2 separate regions of the Homo sapiens genome follow, and region 2 is linked to region 1. The links are chromatin loops, found by intact Hi-C in ENCODE. Cell type or tissue: HepG2. All regions are shown on one strand. Links, peaks and the distances in the headings refer to the core of each region. The heading gives the core; the rest is flanking DNA.

The links. A loop is a pair of places that touch in the nucleus more often than their neighbours do. Peaks named below come from ENCODE experiments on the same cell type or tissue, not always from the same donor. Only the 100,000 strongest peaks of a DNase experiment are listed, where the experiment ranks them.
Region 2: it touches region 1 in a loop (37-fold over the local background); 3 of 110 quality-filtered maps call a loop at or near these places.

The regions. Positions count from the first base shown.
Region 1 is chr6:43,794,625-43,799,911 of GRCh38, reverse strand. LOC105375070 (a long non-coding RNA gene) reads right to left here and starts at 2,753. Exons shown (of 3, transcript XR_007059588.1): 1 at 2,562-2,753. RefSeq lists enhancers at 66-650, 709-848. In HepG2, for the core only: a CTCF peak has its summit at 2,232 (motif pointing right); DNase peaks (open chromatin) are centred at 891 and 2,228.
Region 2 is chr6:44,048,778-44,054,064 of GRCh38, reverse strand. The region is part of intron 1 of SCIRT (stem cell inhibitory RNA transcript); the gene reads left to right. Among named protein-coding and RNA genes, the nearest start is that of SCIRT, 23 kb to the left of the region's middle. RefSeq lists enhancers at 1,850-2,444, 4,778-4,927. In HepG2, for the core only: no CTCF peak of the experiment used is centred there; no DNase peak of the experiment used is centred there; H3K27me3 peaks cover 2,783 bases.

The DNA.
Region 1 (5,287 bases), core at 511-4,510:
AAAAGCAGAAGGAAATGCTGCAGTAGGCCCTTGGCAGGAAGGAGGGCAGCAGATTACAGTGTCTGGTCCCAGAGGCTCACCCTGTAATCATCACTGTGTTTCAGGTGACCGGGGACCCTGAGGCATGCCCCTACCAGGCCAGGACTTTCTATCCTCAGCCAACCCTCCCCAGTCCCCCACCTCAAACATAGGCAAGAGAGAGGAGGCAGCTTCAAGGCCTCGCCGTCAGCCCAGCCTTCAAGGCCTGATGAGGAGCCAGCTAGAGGGGACCCCTGAGCCTTCAAGCACAACCCCCACGGGGTACAGAGGATGGAACTGAGGCCCCAAGAGGAAACAATGTAACTCCAGGTCTCAGGGTGAGATTTGAACCCAAGGCACTGTCTGCACCCCAGACTACCTCATCTTCTGGCCTAGGCCTTGGGGTCAAGTGGCAGGTCAAGGATTTGGCTCCCTTGCCTCAGACAAAGAAGAGGGGCTGTCTGTGGTCAGACACTGCATTACCAAGGCAGGGCAGGGGTGCTTTGCTGCTAGATGCTGGCATCCAAAGGGCCAGGGAGAACTCATCCCCAGTGGAGAGTGACCCTAACCGCACATCTTCAGGAGAATGGGGATGGCTCAGGACAGCCCTGCCCCACTGAAGTAACAGCTCAACCAGCCAGTGGAGCAAAGCTCCAAGGGACAGGTAAGCCCACAGGCCGTCTTTTCAGCCCCATCCCAGGGGCCCAGGCTCTGAGTCTGTGAATAGAATCCCTCCTATCCTCTAGGAAGAGAGATTTCAGTGTCAGCCTCCTGGGTCACCTGTCTATCCGGTCCAGAAATAGACCTGGCCCTCCTTGGCTGTCACGTGCCATGCGTGGCTGTGGCCTCCAGCACCTGAGTCATCTGTGACTCATCGCCCTCTGCCCTTGGTCTCAAGAGGGCTGGGCCAGGACTCATAAGACCAGTCTGATGTCCCTGCTACAGGCCTGTCCCTCCCTGCTCCACCCCACACTGTGACATAGGAAAATAGCCAGACGCCTTGCAGCAGACACCCATATGAACTCCCATCTGCTCACAGGGGACCCAGACGCCTAACCCCACTCACCCCTGCACACACACACACACGCACACACACACACACTCCTTCACAGCGCCTCTCTGCTCACATGTGTGCTGGGTGGCCCCACATCTCCCAGAGTCTCTCCATAAGCCCAAAGCACTGCTCTGAGATTTAGGCCCTGCTATTAACTCCCTGGGTGACCTCACACAAGATTCCTCCCCTTCTCTTTTGGGGCCTCAGTTCCCTCCTCTGATCTGGGACTCACACGTCTCCAAGATCCTTTCTAGACCTTAATTTAAGGTGGGGCATGGTGATTACAGACTACGGTGAATGATTGAAGGGAAAGAACTAGGAGGGTGATGGTGGGCACAGTGGAGGGGAAGGAGGACACCTGCCCGGGACCCTTCAGATCACACCACACCTCTGGCTACAGTAAAGAATGACAAAGAATGGCAATGCCCTGAAAGACTCTTCCTCAAACAGCCAACTCTGGGCCTCCAGTGCCCCACAAAACCCACTACCTCAGAAGAAGGACCAAGGGGTTGAACTCCTAAAGGGACCTCCCTAAAGACACTGCTGTGTCTCCCCTCAGACTGGGCTCCCTAAAGACACTGCTGTGTCTCCCCTCAAACTGGGGCTCCCTGAGTCAGGGCTGTGCCTCCCCTCAGACTGGGGCTCCCTGAGGATGGGGCTGCATCTCCCTCAGAATGGGGCTTCCTGAGGACAGGGCTGCGTCTCCCTCAGACTGGGGCTTCCTGAGGACGGGGCTGCATCTCCCTCAGACTGCGGTTCCCTGAGGACGGGACTGCGTCTCCCCTCAGACTGGGGCTCCCTGAGGATGGGGCTGCACCTCGCTCAGACTGGGGCTCCCGTAGGACGGGGCTGCGTCTCCCCTCAGACTGGGGCTCCCTGAGGATGGGGCTAAACCTCGCTCAGACTGGGGCTCCCGTAGGACGGGGCTGTGTCTCCCTCAGAGTGGGGCTCCCTGAGGATGGGGCTGTTCTCTTCCTGACTCTCCCACAGGTCAAGAGCTTTCAGTCCCACCTTTTTTCCCAAATCTTCCTCTCTTGACTGAGTATGACCCAACTCTAGGCCAGTTCTTCTCAGCCTGGTTTCTTCTCTGTGAATTGGACCCAGGATGACAGCACCCACAGAGAGGGGCCCATGTACTGATGAAACCATCTAAATAGCCATCACCACCAGGTGTCTCCCATATTCCACCTGTTTTATCCTCAAATTCTCCTGGTTAATGTGGTTCACACCTAGATATGGTTCCTTAGAGGAAAGACAGGGCAGTGTGATCCAGAAATCAGAGATTTGGCAGGAGCCACAAAGCTGAGGGTCATCAGCCACTCACACTCTATTTGTCGTTTTTCACCCACCTGGACCCCAGAACACCTCCCCCGCCCCAGGAAGGGGTTAAGGAGTATCCCTCCCAGGGTACGGGGCATTGGGAAAGCTAGGAGGGAGCCATGTTCCTCCACTTGGCCCAAGCTTCAGTTTCCCAATCCAGTATTATTACCGTGAGGCAGAACCAGGCCGGAGGCAGCTGGGCAGACTGGACACCACCAGGCTGTGGATCCCAGAATCTTCTTCTCTTATTGGAGTGGCCCAGGGAACCAGACTAGCTCCTGAGAGCTCTCAGCTGGGAGGGCCCTGGGCTCTGGGTAGAGAGGGGCATGAGCTCAGCAGAGGCAGGGCAGGAAGACTACTCAAGAGAGCAAGGAAGAACCCCAGACAGGAGGTTGTAAGTGGGCCTGTCATCTCCGTGACGTGGAGAAGTAGCAGAGACCACGTCCGGGTCTCCAGTTGCCACCGTCACCCTTCTGTCACAGCTTCCAGTACTGACTTCCTTACTTTTTTGTTTTACCACAACCCCCCTGAAAAATATATCCTACCTCATGACCCAGAACGCATGTACACACACACACACACACACACTCCACACAAGTTTCAAGAAACAATACTTACCCTTACTCTATGCAAGACTAAATATTTTCTGCCCTATTCTCTTCCTATTTAAGAAAAAGAATCATGCTGGTTGCATGCTGTTAAATCGACTTCATGACCCACATAGATCACAATGTGCATTTTGGAAACCCTACCCCAAGGTCAGCAAGCTAGATATAGTGCCATTGTACAGGTAGGGACACTGAGGCCCAGAGAACAACCAAGAGCTGCCTGAGGTCACAGGGCTGGTTGGTGACAGAGCCCCAGCCAGAGCTCTGGGGTCTTGGCTCCCAGAGAATTGTTTCCACTGGAAGTTTCCAGAGCCTGAGGGACTCGGAGATAGCTGCCTGCAGAATGAGGACTGGGGAAGAGAATTCCCACCGGCAGGTCATCAGGGAGGAGGAGACGGATGTTTACTGAGGCTCTCTCAGAGCTTCTGCAGGTAGCAGCAGTGAAGGCTATGCTAAGCCTGTGGAAAAGGTCAGCCTTGAGGGTCAGCGCCAGGTCCTCCAGAGCACGATGAAAAGGAGAAAGGGGAGTGGCCTGGCTACAAGGTCACATGGACTCAATCCAAAGGAGGCTCCCAGTCTGATGGGGGAGACACTGCCTGTGCCCTCAGAGAGCTCCTAATTTGTTTCAGATCTCTGCTGCAGGCAGAAAGTGAGGACAAATCCAGAACGAGGGCCCACACACAATGTCTACACTGGATACCTCAGCAGCAAAGCAGTGAGAAGGCTGGGGAGGAGGAAGGGGAGCAGCAAAGCAACTGAGAACTCGCAAGAGGGAGGTCCAGCCACTCCATCCAGGCAGGGTTGCCAGACAAAGTACGGGATGCCCAGTTAAATTTGAATTTCACACAAACAATGAAAATTTAATGGGGCACCTCGTGTTTTTATTTGCTGCATCTGACAACTTACTTCTAGGATCTTCCCTCCTCAGACCCAGAAGGCCAGCTGACCAGAGAGGCCTGAGGCCCATGCAGGACTAACAGACAGCAGGAGAAACTGAGGAAGAGCTTCATGTCCAGGTACCTGGTATTGACCCAGGGTGAGGGTGAGACAGAGATGAGGGGCTCTGGGACCCCCCATCCCCTAGAAGGTAGTCCTCAGATCATGGATACCTCCTTCCCACCTTCAGAGAGGGAGAGAGGATGGTCTGGGATGCAAGAGATAGCCTTTGGAGTGGACATGTAATGGTGGGCGAGGGAAGAAATGGCTTCCTTTGCCCCCTCCCAGCAGCCACCCATTCAAGATAAGCAAGACTCCAGGGACACTTCCTGTGAAGCAAACGCCAACGGCCGGCACACCACTGGCATCTGGGGGCCGGGGTGGGAGAGAGGCAGTTTCTCCGAAGTCATGGGGCCTGGAGGAGGGTTTTACCAGCATCGAGCTGAGCCCTTCCCCTCACCCCCATGTCTCTTCTGCCCCCTTTCCCCACTGCGTGCCCTCCACCCACCACCAGCACCACCATTTGGGTTTTTACTATGGCTGCCAGAGACTTAGGCAGTGTCAAGGGTGTGGCTGGGGTCACCACAGTCACAAGGAAAGGGGATGAGCCCCGCTGGCCTCAACAAGAAGGCATTCCCTGGGCTCCCATAATCTTTGCCAGCAAAATGTACCCTTCCCCAGTCCCCAGAATGGGGGGTAAGCACTAGGACTTGGGGAGTGGGGCACAGAGCAATGCTGGGGATGCAGCCAGGAGCCGAGCCTGGGGCCACATCCTGGGAAGGGATTAATTGTAGGCCTGAGACTCTGTGCCCAGGGCTTAGGGCCCTGTGCCCTGCCTGCACCTCATTACGAGAAGGAAAGGAAAAGTTGTTTCCATTTTTCCTTGTGGGTTTCTGCACTGGCTGTTGCCACACCAAGAGAATGAACCATCCCCAAAAAGGCTCGGCATTTTAGATGGTTCATCTAAAGGGATCCGTAGATCCCTTTCTCCCCAAGGGAGAAGGCCCAAGGTCATACCCTCACCATCAGGGAGCACACGGGCTAATCAGAGAGAATTTGTCCCTGCTCTTGGGGACCCTGACAGGGTGAGGTGACTAATGTTCATTTATTCATTCATTCTACAAGTACCATATTTATTGAGCCCCTTAAGAGGGGACTGGGGGTGGGTTTTACCAGCATCCAGCTGAACTCTTCCCCTCACTCCAGGTCTCTTCTTCCCTCCTTCCCTTTTAAGTGGCAATCACTGTGTGTTCATTGTCTAATATAATCCACATCAACACCTGGGAGGTAGGTGTTGCCATGTCCATTTTACAGAGCAAGACAATGAGCCCCAGAGAGATCCAGCAACTTG
Region 2 (5,287 bases), core at 610-4,609, 250 kb before region 1:
GTTGATAAAATGCGCCAGTGAACAAATGCTGAGTTGGGGAAATTGGTGAGTGGTATCAGGAACCTTTGGGGTGGCATTAGGGCCAGAAGCTGTCTGGGGAGTGTATGGCTAGATGAATCCCAGTCTGCCTTAAGCAGGAAGCACCTTTGTTCATTTCTCCCTCAAATATGTAAGCGATCACACAGCATGCACATTGTCAATATCCGCTTCTGCACCCACGGCAGGCATCACTAGCCAATCCTAGCACTTTCCCCTTCCGAGTCCAGAAGTAGCCTCACACTTTTTCTCATATACTGGTCCAGGTCGTCACTACTAACTGATCAGAGTTGAGAGATGAAATGAGAATCTATTTACCTTCCTTGGATGGAATTCAGACATGCATAAGATCTAAAGAAACTCCCAGAAAAGAACTTATTCAAAGGGAAGAGAGAGTCAGGTGGACAGTCGTAGGACAAGGGCCGTTTTAAGCCAGGCTGATGATTGTGACTGGATTTGCTCTGGCCCAGCTCCCTGGTGGACTCATATCTGGGTCTGAAAGAGAGCAGGCCACAGGAAGCCCACCATCCCAGCCTCCACTTCCTCTGTCCAAACCTACAGATCGGCTCCATTCCCTGGCACTTGAACTCTGCTCCAAGCCCCTAGCATGCCTAGCCAGGTAGCCCTGGCATGCTTGCTCAGCCCACACACTGCTGTTTAAACTTCCACAGGCATTGGGTTCTCCCTGTCTTCTCCTCAGGAATTCTGTGAGTGCCCGCTGTGGGGCCAGGGGAGGATGGGGCCGGATGAGCCCCCTGCCTCCCTGGTACGTGCACACATGCACAGTCAGGCCTTATTCAAGGAGCTTGGACCCTGGGCCCAGTCTCAGTCTGCTACCAAGAGCTGTGTGGCTCTGTATAGGACTAGGATATAAAGCATTGTGTGTCCATCAGGATTCTGTTGCAGAGAACAGAATCTGCTCTGACTGGTTTAAGTGAAAGGGACTTATCACAGAGTATGAAATGGCTACACAACTATTGGCAGGGTCGAAGACATAGGCTTAAGGTGGAGCTTTCAGGAACAGCTCTCAAAGTCACACTGCAGAACTGGGCCACCAAGGGAGCTGCTGCCTCTTTGGCAATCATGAGGTCACCAGCCCCAGAACCACACTGCAGTGTGATCAGGAGGCTGCCACTGCTGCCAGCTCCACACTGCACCTGCTGGGGTCCATGCTAGGAGCCAGACACACTGTGTCTCTCCTCTTGACCCCCTCTGCCCGTACTGCAGCAAAACAACAACAACAACAACAACAACAACAACAACAACACACACCCCTTCTTATTCCCAGAAAGCAGCTGGCGCTGCAGAAGCACAGCCTTCCAAATTTCATGCACGTGCATCTGATTGGCTAAACCTGAATTATATCCCAATCCCAACAGCAGGGGAGGAGACTGGGAAATGTAGTTTTTTGGCTCTTCCTGTCTCTGCAGGCCAGTAAGGCACACAGCAGGGGGTGGAATGATGTTGAAATCAGTCCCCACACTGACCACACACTGTCTTCTAACCTTCTAAAAGATGCCGGGCACAGCAGCTCTGTTTTGGATGTTCTCAGAGAGGAACAGAAGGGGAGTAAGAAGCCTTCTCTGCTTTTTACCACACACCACTATACAGCTTTGAGGCACCCTGAAGGCTCAGGCACATCAGTGGTGCCATTTGCGTGTGGTCCTTGGGGAGTGTGATACCAGGTCATTGTAGCAGGTCATTGTACTAGGCAGAGAGCCTCCTTGACCTGTCCAGGAATAGTTGGGACTTTGTCAGCAGCTGGGACCAGCAAATATTGGTTATTAGGGTCTGAGTGGTTTTATCTAACTCCTGGCTGGATCCGTCTTTGGAAACGCTATCACGAGCGCATCCTATGGGCCAGGCGCTGCTCTGACTGTTAGGGGACAGAAAAGGATGAAATAGAGTCCCGGCTGCTCTTTGCAGCTCCCTGTCTAACAAGGAAGAGGTGTGGGCCTATGCAGCCAAGGGTGCGAAAAGGTGAACAGGGGACTTTCCAGGGTGGAAGATATTTGAGCTGAGTCCCGAAGGGCCCAAGGATGCTTAGAGGAGGTCTGGGTGAGAGACAAGGTAAAAATGAGAAATGCACCACAATCTCAGTGAGCCGGGCAAGGAGGGAGCTGGGAGGTGGGGGTGGGGAAGAGACAGTGTTTGGGAAACCAAAGCCGGGATTTCTGAAGATCCAAGATTCAGTCTTCCCATCCAGACCAGGCTGGATGCTCCTGTGCTGGGCACCTGCATCTGGCCAGTCATGCAGTTTGTCCCAGGCTCTCTGCAGGCTGTGGGATGGGGTTTGCTGCCTTGGCTCATGCAGACTGCTGGGAATGACTCATGGCTGAGGAGGGGTTCGGGAGAGCCACGGACTGCTGCCCAGGCTGGAGGCTATAAGGAGGCCTCTCCCTGGGTCTGGTGGCAGCAAAAGAAACTAGCCCATGTGGGAAGGGCAGCCCATGTCACCCCACCCTGGGCTTCCAGGCTACAGGGCCAGGTGGCCAGAGGGAGTCTCTGGCACCCCAGCCCCCACCGTCCCCTCCCACCCCAGGCCCCAGTGTCCCCTCCTACCCCAGGCCCCACTGTCTCCTCCTACCCCAAGTCCCAGCATCCCCTCCTACCCCAGGCCTCACCGTCTCCTCCTACCCCAGGTCCCAGGGCCTCAGGCCCCAGCGTCCCCTCCCTTGTACTCTGCTTCCTCCCCATGGCAGTGCTGCCCATTCCCTCCCTGCATCCCACTCCATCCTAATGCCAGCCCTCCCTGGCTCAGGCGGCTGGGAATACCCGTGGTGGGTCATTACAGGACACCACTGCCTGAGGGTCAGAATGCAGGAGGCCTAGCTGTGAGCTGGAACCCATCAGAGGCCAATCTAAGTCCTGGCAGCAGTCAGGACAGGAAGGGCTGGCTGATGAGAAAGGTGTTCCTGAGAACTGCAGTTTCCAAGCTCTGTCTTAACCCTTCCCACTCTGACATGAGGGTGTGTCCTGACATTTTCCAATGGTGACAGGTGGCTGCAGGTCTCTGGTTCCTCAACCCAGGTTGGTGAGGTGAGGTTGATTTCATAGAGAAACCACGCCCCTGCCTCAGGGAGTCCTAGTCTGAGGGAGACACAGCCCCGTCCTCAGGGAGCCCCAGTCTAAGGGGAGACACAGCCCTGTCCCCAGGGATCCCCCTCAGAGAGGGAGACACAGCCCTGCTTACAAGTGGCGCAGGGTCAGATATGTGGGAGATTTTGTCTGATTATTAAACTGATAATCAATATCATGGCATTACTTTTGAATTTCCATGTGCACTTGTGGGAAATCAGCAGCTTGAACACACATTCGTTGCTCTTAAGCTCCAGGAATCATGCGGCTGCAGATGGAGAGAGTTCTTAGCGGATGGTTTTGTTCTGGTTGCCCTCTTGGGGTCAGCTGCCCGCTTTTTTGAGACCCCTCCTTGCCTCACAAACCACTCAGCAAGTGGGTAATTTTCAACAGCTTGTTCCAACTCCTTCTTTGGTATCCCCATAACTTATATAACTCCCAGCTTTCAATTAACAATTAAACTTGGTGAGCAAGAACACAAAAGGAAACATGTCTGTGTGCAACTGGCCCTTCTTCAACTGTGTGGTTTAGATGTCTCTGATTTATTTTCCACAATTAGTGGCTGGCCTTCTCCCAACCTCTCTCCCTGTTCTCTTTGAAGGGGCTGCTGCTGGCTGGGCACAGCAGCCTAGCAAAGCTGTCTGAGGGCACCCTTTTCTCTGGGGCTGAGATCACCAAAGAGCTCAGGCCTCTTGGTTCCTGGGCTACATGGGGGTGACTATCAAGCTCTCCAAGGGGGAGGAGGGGGCCCGTGCCCACCTACAGGGTGAGGAGGAAAGGCCCAGAAATGCTGGCACCTTTGCAAGCCTTTTCTGTGCTCTTCATCTTCCAGCAAGTCATTCCAACTCCAGTGCCTCACCTTCCTTATCTGTTAAATGGGAGTGAATAATTGGGTTAGGTGCTTCCTAGAGCTCCTTGCACTCAGACTTTGAGAGTTATTCCTGCTTCCCTCCCCACCCTGCTCAGGGCTCTCCTGACACCCTGTCATGACCACAGAGGGTGGGTTAATCTCTGACCCTGTCCAGCAGCCAACTTGGTCACCAAGTGTGCTACCAGACAGCCTCGTGCTGCTGGCCCAAGGGTTGCAGCCCTATCTCTTCCAGCCTTAGTCTGGCACTCTGATGCATGAGGACATGTATGGATATGCAGGTGAGTGGAGCCATTTGGCCACGTTTCCTGGGACCCCTCTGAGCCAGCCACTGGGCCTTGCCTTTAAGAGACTCCCAGGACAGTGAGATGACTGTGCACAGGAGGCTTGAGGAATGAGTGCTGAAGCCAGCAAATATTTACTGAGCACCTGCTCCAAGCCAGGCCCTGGGCTGGGCAGGGGACAGCAAAACTGAATAAATAGACATGGTGCAGTTCCTCATGATTAGAGGCACATACGAGTTCCAAAGTCAGCTGATCAGGTTCAAGCCCTGGTCTGATGCTCTTTTGGGCAAGGTATTTAGCCTTTCTACACCTTGATTTTTTCTATCTGGAAAATGGGGATGCTAATAGTACACAACCATGGGGTTGTAGTAAGGATGAAATGAGTCAGTGTTTAGAGTGCAGGGCGTGGTCATTGCAACTTTCATTTTGTGAGCACTAACTCTGTGCCAGAAAGTGTCATGGCATTTGATGAAAACCACGTCCCTTACAGAGAAGGAGAGAGCACTTCTGGCTGAGCTGAGAGAGAGGCTTCATGGAAGAGCTGGTGCCACAGTTTGGTCTTGAAAGATGGAGTTAAATTCCATAGGTGGCAATGGGGGAGGGCGTTCCAGGAGGGGGAACAGCATGGACAAAGGCATGGAGGCAGAAAGACAAAAAATGTGCTGGGGGAACTCCAAAAGGACCAGTGAGACTAAAAGGCAAGGGAGATAAAACTGGAAAGTAGGCTTAGGCCAGATGAACATCTAGACCACAGAATGTGGCCTTTGTCCTGTAGGCAAAGGGGAGCCGTGATGGTTGCTGAGCAAGGGGATCTCGAAGGGAGATGAAACTGCTGATTTCAATAAGGCAGCAGAGTTAGTTTCCTTAGATGATAATAACAACAAGAATGATAATCAGAAACATTTCATTTTGTAGATTCTAAAGTTCGCTGAGCATTTTCATGGGCACAACCTCATCTGATCATTATGGCAACACTGTGGGGTGAGTTGAGCAGGGATTATTGCACCCACTTTACAGAGAG